Regions from separate parts of the Homo sapiens genome. Here region 1 is linked to region 2. Evidence: read pairs that join two places in POLR2A ChIA-PET (ENCODE). Cell type or tissue: PC-9. All regions are shown on one strand.

Region 1 (5,000 bases), 120 kb after region 2:
AATGAATACTTTTATTGAAACATGGACAATTTTGTATTATGTCACGAGACTCTGAATCTTATCTTTACTTTTAGCTGGCTTTCTCTGACACTGCTCTTGCAGAGGAAGTGGGGCAGGTACCACCTTGTTACAGCCAGGTGGAGGCTGAAGTCCAGATCCTCTAGGGGAGGATGGCCTTTATTACTGTTGGGTAAAGATGAAAGTCTCACTCCTCACTGGTCTCCACTGACACTATAGGTGGGCCTTATTATAAGCTGGTGGGGATTAAAGACCTGATTCCCTACTTTTTTTGAGGTGCCTCTTTATACCCTAATGAGTGTGAAAATTTGGGTTCCCCATTTAGCCTATACTGGTATAGGTCGGGGTAGAACCATGGTGTTTTCTGCATGTTTGGCTGGAATACAGCAATTGTTGTCTGTAAGTTTCTCTCTTGCTTGCCTGCTCCCTTTTTTGGTCCATTGGCTAAAGAGAGCAGGCTTTTGCTAGTGCTTTTTTTGTCTGTTCCCACTGGCATTTCTGGGTTGCAAGCTTCTTCATCTCCAAGTCTGGGATATATAAGGCAAAAAGAAAATCCAGGGAACTCACCAATGTGTCATCCCTTGGGTCCTGAAAGCACATATGAGTGCATTCTTCTTCTCTCCACTTTCTTCAGTCTGCCTTTTAGAGTCTTGTTATGTCAGTTTTATACATAACGTCAAGGGATTTTAATTGTCCTTAGACAATTAAAGAGCTAGGGAAAAATATGTCTGCCCCTTCTACTAACAAGCAGGGGTCTACTCACTTTTATTTGGGTTATCTACATCTTATCAAATTTTTAGGTAAATGTTTAGGTTTTATTGAAATATATCTGCAGAAAAGCTCACAAATGAATTACCACCACCAAAAGTGAGGTGATGGCAGTTTACTAGCACCCTAGAAAGCTATAGTGTTTCTTCCCAGTTATAAATTATCTATCCCTCTTCCCCAAAGATAATCATTGTCATCACATCTAATGCTAGGGATTAGTGGGGATATTTTTGAACGTTATGTATATTATATAATACAATATGAACTCTTCTGTGTTGACTTTTTTAACTATGTTTGTGAGAGTAACTGAATGACCGATGACCACGTGACAAAGTGTTAAACTTCATTAATCATCAGCAAAATGCAAATAAAGTCGCAGTGATAAAATTAAAAATAATGACTGTATAAGTGTTGAAGAAAACAACTGGAATCCTTAATTTACACTTACATGTTAGCATCAAAAGTCATGTACAAGAATGTTCATAGTAGCACTATTCATGATAAGCTGAAAATAGAAACAATTCAGCTGTTCATCAACACACAGTGGATGAAAGAAATCATGGCAGATCCAAACAATAGAATTCTACACAACAATGAAAGAGAAAACATTCAACAACATGAGTATTCAATGATTTTTAAATACTGTTGCACATTTTACTTTTAATGTAGTTTTAAAAATCAAACTATGTTTCCTGAAAGAGGAAATATAGGCTGGGATCAGTGGCTTACGCCTGTAATCCCAGCACTATGGGAGGCCAAGGCGGGTGGATCACCTAAGGTCAGGAGTTCAAGATCAGCCTGACCAACATGGTGAAACCCCATCTCTACTAAAAATACAAAAATTAGCCAGGCATGATGGCAGGTGCTTATAATCTCAGCTACTCGGGAGGCTGAGGCAGGGTAATCACTTGAACCTGGGAAGCAGAGGGTGCAGTGAGCCGAAATCACGCCACTGCACTCCAGCCTGGGTGACAGAGCAAGACTCCATCTTAAAAAAAAAAAGAAAGAAAGAAAGAGGAAATATGCCATAGTGCAATATGTTGAATGCAATTTAAAACACTTTTAATTCCACATATTTTTAAAATATGCATGAATGTCTACGATATACATTTTTAAAACATTATAGTGAGTATCATTTGAAGGAAGGGGATTTTGAGTGAGGATGAGAGTAAATTTGGAACTGCTAATTAAATAAGTTAAAAGGAGAAATGGGATTGCAAGGACTAATTTTGACAGTGCAATGAATAACTCAATTCTGGGTCCTTTCAATATCTCCAACGTAATAACACTAAATATAAATAAATAGCCAACACAGCATACCACAAGAAAACATAAGCTGGATATATACCAATCTTAAGATGCCAGGAATGACCTACCTCTTCTCTTTCTGAAAAACTGCCATTACCTTTCACTATTAACTTCTTTCTTTGGTAAATCCTCCCTGGACCCCTCAGTTCAATTAGCCCTTTCTTTTCCAGATTCCCACAGCTGTCTCTTCATACCTGTGATGATTATTATTATTACTATTTTGAGATGGAGTCTCGCTCTGTCGCCAAGGCCAAATTGCAGTGGCGTGGTCTCAGCTCACTGCAGCCCCTACCTCCCAGATTCCAGCGATTCTCCTGCCTCAGCCTCCTGGGTAGCTGGGATTACAGCCATGTGCTATCATGCCCAGCTAATTTTTTTTATTTTTAGTAGAGACAGGGTTTCACCATGTTGGCCAGGCTGGTCTCAAACTCCTGATCTCAGGTGATCCACCCGCCTCGGCCTCCCAAAGTGCTAGGATTATAGGCATGAGTCACTGAGCCCAGCCTACCTGTGGTTATTTGTCCTAAATTCTGCCTTTCTAATGAAGCTGAATTTTCCTTTGGGTCAGGGAATCTGCATATACTTGCCTATATTCCTAAAACTAATAAAGCACCTAGTATACAGCAGCCCTTGGCAAATTTTGATGAATAAATTGGTGAATAAAACAAGGACTTCATTCATTAGACATCTACACCTTATTTCATAACAATCTCAAATATCTTAAGCTGAATACTAACTCCTTGACCTCATGACCACACAAGAGGTAGAAACAACAGGACATGGTGACTCACTACATAAGTGGTTGAGGAAAAGTGAATGGAAAAATAGGGCATATTTTTTTATTTAAAATATGGGTATTTATCTCATTTCATCCATTAGCACTGTAATTGCATTCTAGGGAACTCAGCAATTCTGTGCAATACAGAGTTGGTATCCAGGCTGGGCTTCCTCAAATTACTGAGCCATTTGCTTGGTAGACTTTGGCATTTTGGCAGCTTACATTTTAGGGATGAAACAGGACCAAGATGCAGTCAAAAACCTCCTCAGAAGGTCTGCCTGAATAACAACTGCATTCATACTATCTCCCACTGTACCCTCTATCTGATAAGCTATCATTATGAACTATTTTTAACTATTATTATTGTTTGAAGAGACAAAAATCTCCAATATTTTTTTGGCCAGTTCTGCAAGAACAAAGGTAGATTAAACATAGGTATGTTTCTTAAGTCTGGGCTTTATGGGTAAGTTTGCCTCAGCTATGGAGGGAAGAAACTTGGTATTTAAGGCTTAAAGCTTGAGTCATCTTTTCCAGGCCAATTGTCAAGTGCCTGATGGATGGTTCATGGCTGCCAAGGGAGCAATTGGAGAAACATAGAGGGTTATAGGAGGCAGAAAGACAAAGCAGTCATATAACCCCCATCCTGAAAAATATAGTAGAAAGAATTTTTGAGATTCATTTGCTGCCAGCATGGCTCTACAAACTTTTGGAACATATTTCAAAGTAAGTACAAAGCATTATGTATAAAGAGCATCAACTATTATCCATTTTTGCTGGAATTCCTGTTCTTTGTTTTGAAAGGCAATTCTACTGCTCACTTTTAGGAACTTCATTTAAGATACATAATGATTAAGTGGGATATTCATAATCCTTTAGAGGTTGTAAATGTGCAAGCTATATGTGTGTTTAAATTTTAGGGCCCCATATACACAACGGGTTTCTGTGTCAAAGAGAACCAGAGTTCTCTGTGTCTGGCTTCCCGGAATGGAGATTCTATGTGTGTCTCTCAGAGCTCTGAATTTTGGCTCCTTTTTACTCTGTGACCCATTTAACCCTCCAGCAATCCCTATGATGCTTTTTCCCCCCTCCCCCCCGCTATTACTAGTTAAAACAGTAGCATTCCTCCCAGGCTGACTGAGATCCAAGTTTCCTCAAGGGCCATTTGTAAAAGTACTTAAAACTATTATTCAAAGCATTTTTCTGGCTCTAATCTTTCCCTTTTTTCAAGCATTGCCCATATGATCAGTAAATGTTACTCCCAAAGGAAAAAAAAATAAAACTGTGGAACCAGAACTGAACAAAGCCTGCACATGCACACCTCCATGTTTGTACTGACACCATGCATTTCGCTCAAGATTCTTTGCTTCCCCTTATCCTTCCAGAAAAATCATAGTCACCCTTCAAATTCCACTGGAACCTTCTCCAGCATCCTTTCCGTTTGGTGAACCTTATCCTTTCCCTGCACATGCTCTCAAATCATGTTGTGCAGACCTCTTGCACAACAGTGATCACACTGAGTTTTACTGTTTGCTTAGGTACTGTGAGAAGCCTGAGGTTTAGAGTCTGAAGATGCGGGCTAGACTCCCCACTCTGCACTTACCATATTCCATTAGGGAAGTCATAAACCCTCTCAGGCTTCTGATTACCTCATCTACAGAATGGGTCTAATAGTACTTACCTTGCCAGGTTGCTATTTAGAAAGAGACAATGAGTTTCTAATTGCTCTCTAACAGTTCCTGGAAAAAAGCATAAATGATCCCTCATAAATAAATTACTGTGCATCTATTCAGGGGAAAACACACAGTCATTAGAAAAGGATGATATATACTTATATTTTTTGACACAGAACTATCTCTATGATATATTACTAAAGGGAAAGGATGTTACAAAAATGCTTAATGTCCTGAGATCATTTTATGTAAATACGAATAAATACAAATGTAAAATGTACCCATATATGCATGCACATCTAGAAGGAAGTTCACTAAAATGCTATTTTACCAATAAGTGGTGGAATTTTAGAAGACTTTAAATTTCTTCAGTATTCTTGAATACTGCTTGACTAATGGTAAAGCTATTTGCAAAAGAATTTTAGAGATACTATGCATAATATCAAAATTAATTTGAA
Region 2 (5,000 bases):
GCTCTTAAGAATCTAGGTAGTCTAGATGAGTGAGATTCCCCCCAGTGCAGTGCACCCCCTCCACCAAGGAGAAATCAGAGTGCTTTGTTAAGTGGGTCATGCCTCCCGACTGGATGAGATCCCCTCAACATGGGTCACCAGACAACTTACACAGGAGCATTCCCACTAACATTTGGTTGGTGCCCCTCTGGGATGGAGATCCCAGAGGAAGGGGCAGGGAGCCATCTTTACTATTCTGCAGTCTCCACAGGTGACACCTCTAGGTGCAGGAGGGACCCATGCAAATAGGGACTGGACTGGACCCCCAGCAAACAGAAGCAGACCCTCAGAAAAGGTGCCTGACTGTTAAAAGAAAAACAAACAGAAAGCGACAACAGCATCAACCAAAAATTCCCCACAAAAACCCCATCCAAAGGTCAGCAGTCTCAAAGATCAAAGCTAAATAAACTCATGAAGATGAGAAAGAATCAATGAAAAACGTGCTGAAAACTCAAAAAGCCAGAGTGCCTCTTCTCCTCCAAATAATCACAATGCCTCTCCAACAAAGGCTCAGAACTGGGCTGAGGCTCAGATGAATGAATTCACAGAAGTAAGTTTCAGAAGGTTGGTAATAACAAACTTCACTGAGCTAAAGAGGCATGTTCTAACCCAATGTAAAGCAGCTAAGACCATAAGAAAACATTACAGGAGCTGTTAATCAGAATAACCAGTTTAGAGAGAGCAATAAATGACCTGATGGAGTTGAAAAACAAAACATGAGAGCTTCACAATGCAACCCCAAGTATTAACAGTCAATAGACTAAGCAGAGGAAAGGATTTCAGAGTTTGAAGACTATCTTGCTGAAATAAGACAGACAAACAAGATTAGAGAAAAAAGAATGAAAAGGAATGAACAAAACCATGGAGAACTACGGGATTATGTAAAAAAAAAAAAAAAAACCCAACCTACAACTGATTGGGGTACCTAAAATAAATGAGGAGAATGGTACCAAGTTGGAAGACATACTTTGAGATATCATCCAGGAGAACTTCCCCAACCTAGCAAGACAGGCCAATGGTCAAATTCAGGAAATCCAGAGAACCCTAGTAAGACACTTCATGAGAAGATCAATCCCAAGACACATAATCTTCAGATTCTCCAAGGTGGAAGTGAAGGAAAAAATGTTAAGGGCAGCCAGAGAGAAAGACTAGGTAACCTACAAAGGGAAGCCCACTGGACTAACAGCAGACCTCTCAACAGAAACCCTGCAAGCCAGAAGAAATTGAAGGCCAATATTCAACATTCTTAAAGAAGAGAATTTCCAACCCAAAATTTTATATCCGGCCAAACTAAACTTCATAAGCAAAGGAGAAATAAAATGCTTTTCAGACAAGCAAATGCCAAGGGAATTCATCACCACCAGGCCTGCCCCGCAAGAGTTCCTGAAGGAAGCACTAAATATGGAAAGGAAAAGCCATTACCAGCCAATACGAAAGCACACTGAAGTACAAAGACAAACGACACTATGAAGCAACTACATCAATAAGTCTGCAAAATAACCAGCTAGCATCATGATGATAGGATCAAATTCACACGTAATAATATTAACCTTCAATGTAAATGCCCTAATTAAAAGACACAGAATGGCAAGCTGCATAAAGAGTCAAGATCCATTGGTGTGCTGTATTCAAGAGATCCATCTCACATGCAAAGACTCACACAGGCTCAAAGTAAAAGGATGAAGGAAATTTACCAAGCAAATGGAAAACAGAAAAAGCAGTTAAGCCAATGAAGATCAAAAGAGACAAAGAAGGGTACTACATGATGGTAAAGGGTTTAATTCAACAAGAAGGGATAACTATCCTAAATATCTATGTACCTAATACAGGAGCTCCCAGATTCGTAAAACAAGTTCTTAGAGATTGACAAAGAGACTTAGACTCTCACACAATAATAGTTGGAGACTTTAACAACCCACTGTCAATATTAGATCACTGAGACAGAAATTAACAGGGATATTCAGGACTTAAACTCAGCTCTGGGTCAAATGGACCAGACAGTTATCACAGAACTCTCCACACCAAAACAACAGAATACACGTTCTTCTCAGCACCACATGGAACTTAGTCTAAAATCAATCACATAGTTGGAAATAAAAGACTCCTCAGCAAATGCAAAAGAACTAAAATCATAACAGTCTCTAGGGCCACAGCACAATCAAATTAGAATTCAAGATTAAGAAACTCACTCAAAACTATACAACTACATGGAAACTGAACAACCTGCTCCTTTATGACTCCTGGGTAAATAATGAAATTAAGACAGAAATCAAGAAGTTCTTTGAAACCAATGAGAACAAAGATATTTGATATAATGTACCAGAATCTATGGGATGCAGCTAAAGCAGAGTTAAGAGGGAAATTTATAGCACTAATTGCCCACATCTAAAAGCTAGAAAGATCTCAAATCAACACCCTAACATCACAACTAAGAGAACTAGAGAAATAAGAGCAAAGAAACCCAAAAGCTAGCAGAAGACAAGAAATAACCAAGATCAGAGGAGAAATGAATGACATAGAGAGATGGCAAACCCTTCAAAAAAATCAATGAATCCAGGAGATTTTTTTTGAAAAAATTAATAAAATACATCGCTAGCTAGACTAATAAAGAAGAAGAGATAGAAGAATCAAATAGACACAATAAAAATGATAAAGGGGATATCACGGCTGACCCACAGAAATATAAACCACCATCAGAGAATAGTATAAACACCTCTATGCAAATAAATTAGAAAACCTAGAAGAAATGGATAAATTCCTGGACACATACACCCTCCCAAGACTGAACTAGGAAGAAGGCGAATCCCTGAATAGAAAAATAACAAGCTCTGAAATTGAAGCAGTAATAAATAGCTTACCAACCAAAAAAAGCCCAGGACCAGAAAGATTTACAGCTGAATTTTGTCAGAAGTACAATTAGGAGCTGGTACCATTTCTTCTGAAAGTATTCCAAACAATTGAAAAAGAAGGACTCCTCCCTAACTCATTTTATGAGGCCAGCATCATTCTCATACCAAAACCTGCCAGAGATACAACAAAAAAAGAAAACTTCAGGCCAGTATTCCTGATGAACATTGATGCAAAAATCTTCAATAAAATACTGGCAAACCAAATCCAGCAGCACATCAAAAGTCTTTTCCACCATGATCAAGTCAGCTTCATCCCCAGGTTGCAAGGCTGGTTCAACATATGCAAATCAGTAAACATAATTCATCACATAAATGGAACTAAAGACAAAAACCACGTGACTATCTCAATAGACACAGAAAAGACCTTTGATAAAATTAAATATCACTTCATGTTAAAAACTTTCAATAAACTAGGTATTGATGGAACATACCTCAAAATAATAAGAGCCTTATGTGAACAACCCACAGCCAATATCATACTGAATGGGCAAAAGCTGGAAGCCTTGCCCTTGAAAATGAGCACAAGACAACAATAACCTCTCTCATCACTCCTATTCAACATAGTATTGGAAGTTATGGCCAGGACTATCACGCAAGAGAAAGAAATAAAGGGTATTCAAATAGGAAGAGAGGGAGCCAAACTGTCCCTGTTTGCAGATGACATGATCTGCAAAGACAACCTAGCTAAGCTAAGACAATCCTAAGCAAAAAGAACAAAGCTGGAGGCATCATGCTACCTGACTTCAAACTATACTACAAGGCTAAAATAACCAAAACAGCATAGTACTGCTACAAAAGCAGACACATAGATCAATGAAATAGAATACAGAACTCAGAAATAAGACCATCTGATACTGGACAACCATCTGATCAACAAACTTGACATAAACAAGCAATGGGGAAGGGATTCCCTATTTAATAAATGGTGCTGGGAGAACTGGTTAGCCATATGCAGAGAATTAAAATTGGATCCCTTCCTTACATCTTATGCAAAAATTAACTCAAGATGGAGTAACCCCAAAACTATAAAAACCCTAGAAGAAAATCTAGGCAATACCATTCAGGACATAGGCACAGTCAAAGATTTCATGATGGAAATGCCAAAAGCAATTGCAACAAAGCAAAAATTGACAAATGGGATCTAATTAAACTAAAGAGCTCCTGCACAGCCAAAAAAACTATTATCAGAGTGAACAGACAGCCTACTAAATGGGAGAAAATTTTTGCTATCTATCCATCTGACAAAGGTCTAATATCCAAAATCTACAAGGAACTTAAACAAATTCACAAGAAAAAAAAACAAACAACCCCATTAAAATGTGGGCAAAGTACATGAACAGACACTTCTCAAAATCAGACATACATGCAGCCAACAAACATGAAAAAAAGCTCAACATCAATAATCGTTAGAGAAATGCAAATCAAAACCACAATGAGATACCATCTCATGCCAGTCAGAATGGTGATTATTTAAAAGTGAAGAAACAACAGATCCTGGTGAGGCTGTGGAGAAACAGGAATGCTTTTACACTGTTGGTAGGAATGTAAATTAGTTCAACCATTGTGGAAGACAGTGTGGCAATTCCTCAAAGACCTAGAAGCAGAAATACCATTTGACCCAGCAATCCCATTACTGGGTATATATCCAAATGAATATAATCATTCCATTATAAAGATACATGCATGTGTGTGCTCATTGCAGCACTATTCACACTAGCAAAGACATAGAATCAACCCAAATGCCCATCAATGATAGACTGGATAAAGAAAATGTGGTACATATACACCATGAGATACTACGCAGCCATAAAAAGGAATGAGATCGTGTTCTTTGCAGGGACATGGATGGAGCTCAAAGTCACCAACCTCAGCTACCTAACGCAGGAACAGAAAACCAAATACTGCATGTTCTCACTTCAGCTCTCACTTATAAGTGGGAGCTGAACAATGAGAACACATGGACACAGGGAGGAGAGGGAGAGCATCAGGATAAATAGCTAATGCATGCTGGGCTTCACATCTACGTGATGGGTTCATAAGTGCAGCAAACCG

What was found. ChIA-PET counts read pairs that join two places held together with the same protein. Peaks named below come from ENCODE experiments on the same cell type or tissue, not always from the same donor. Only the 100,000 strongest peaks of a DNase experiment are listed, where the experiment ranks them.
Region 1: POLR2A ChIA-PET joins it to region 2 with 19 read pairs; 3 of 35 experiments call an interaction of 5 or more read pairs at or near these places.

The regions. Positions count from the first base shown.
Region 1 is chr3:36,369,882-36,374,881 of GRCh38, forward strand. All of the region lies in intron 2 of LOC124906227 (a long non-coding RNA gene), which reads right to left. Among named protein-coding and RNA genes, the nearest start is that of STAC, 8.1 kb to the right of the region's middle. In PC-9, no CTCF peak of the experiment used is centred here; DNase peaks (open chromatin) are centred at 2,790 and 3,360; H3K27ac peaks cover 2,012 bases.
Region 2 is chr3:36,250,529-36,255,528 of GRCh38, forward strand. No RefSeq gene overlaps it. Among named protein-coding and RNA genes, the nearest start is that of STAC, 130 kb to the right of the region's middle. In PC-9, no CTCF peak of the experiment used is centred here; no DNase peak of the experiment used is centred here.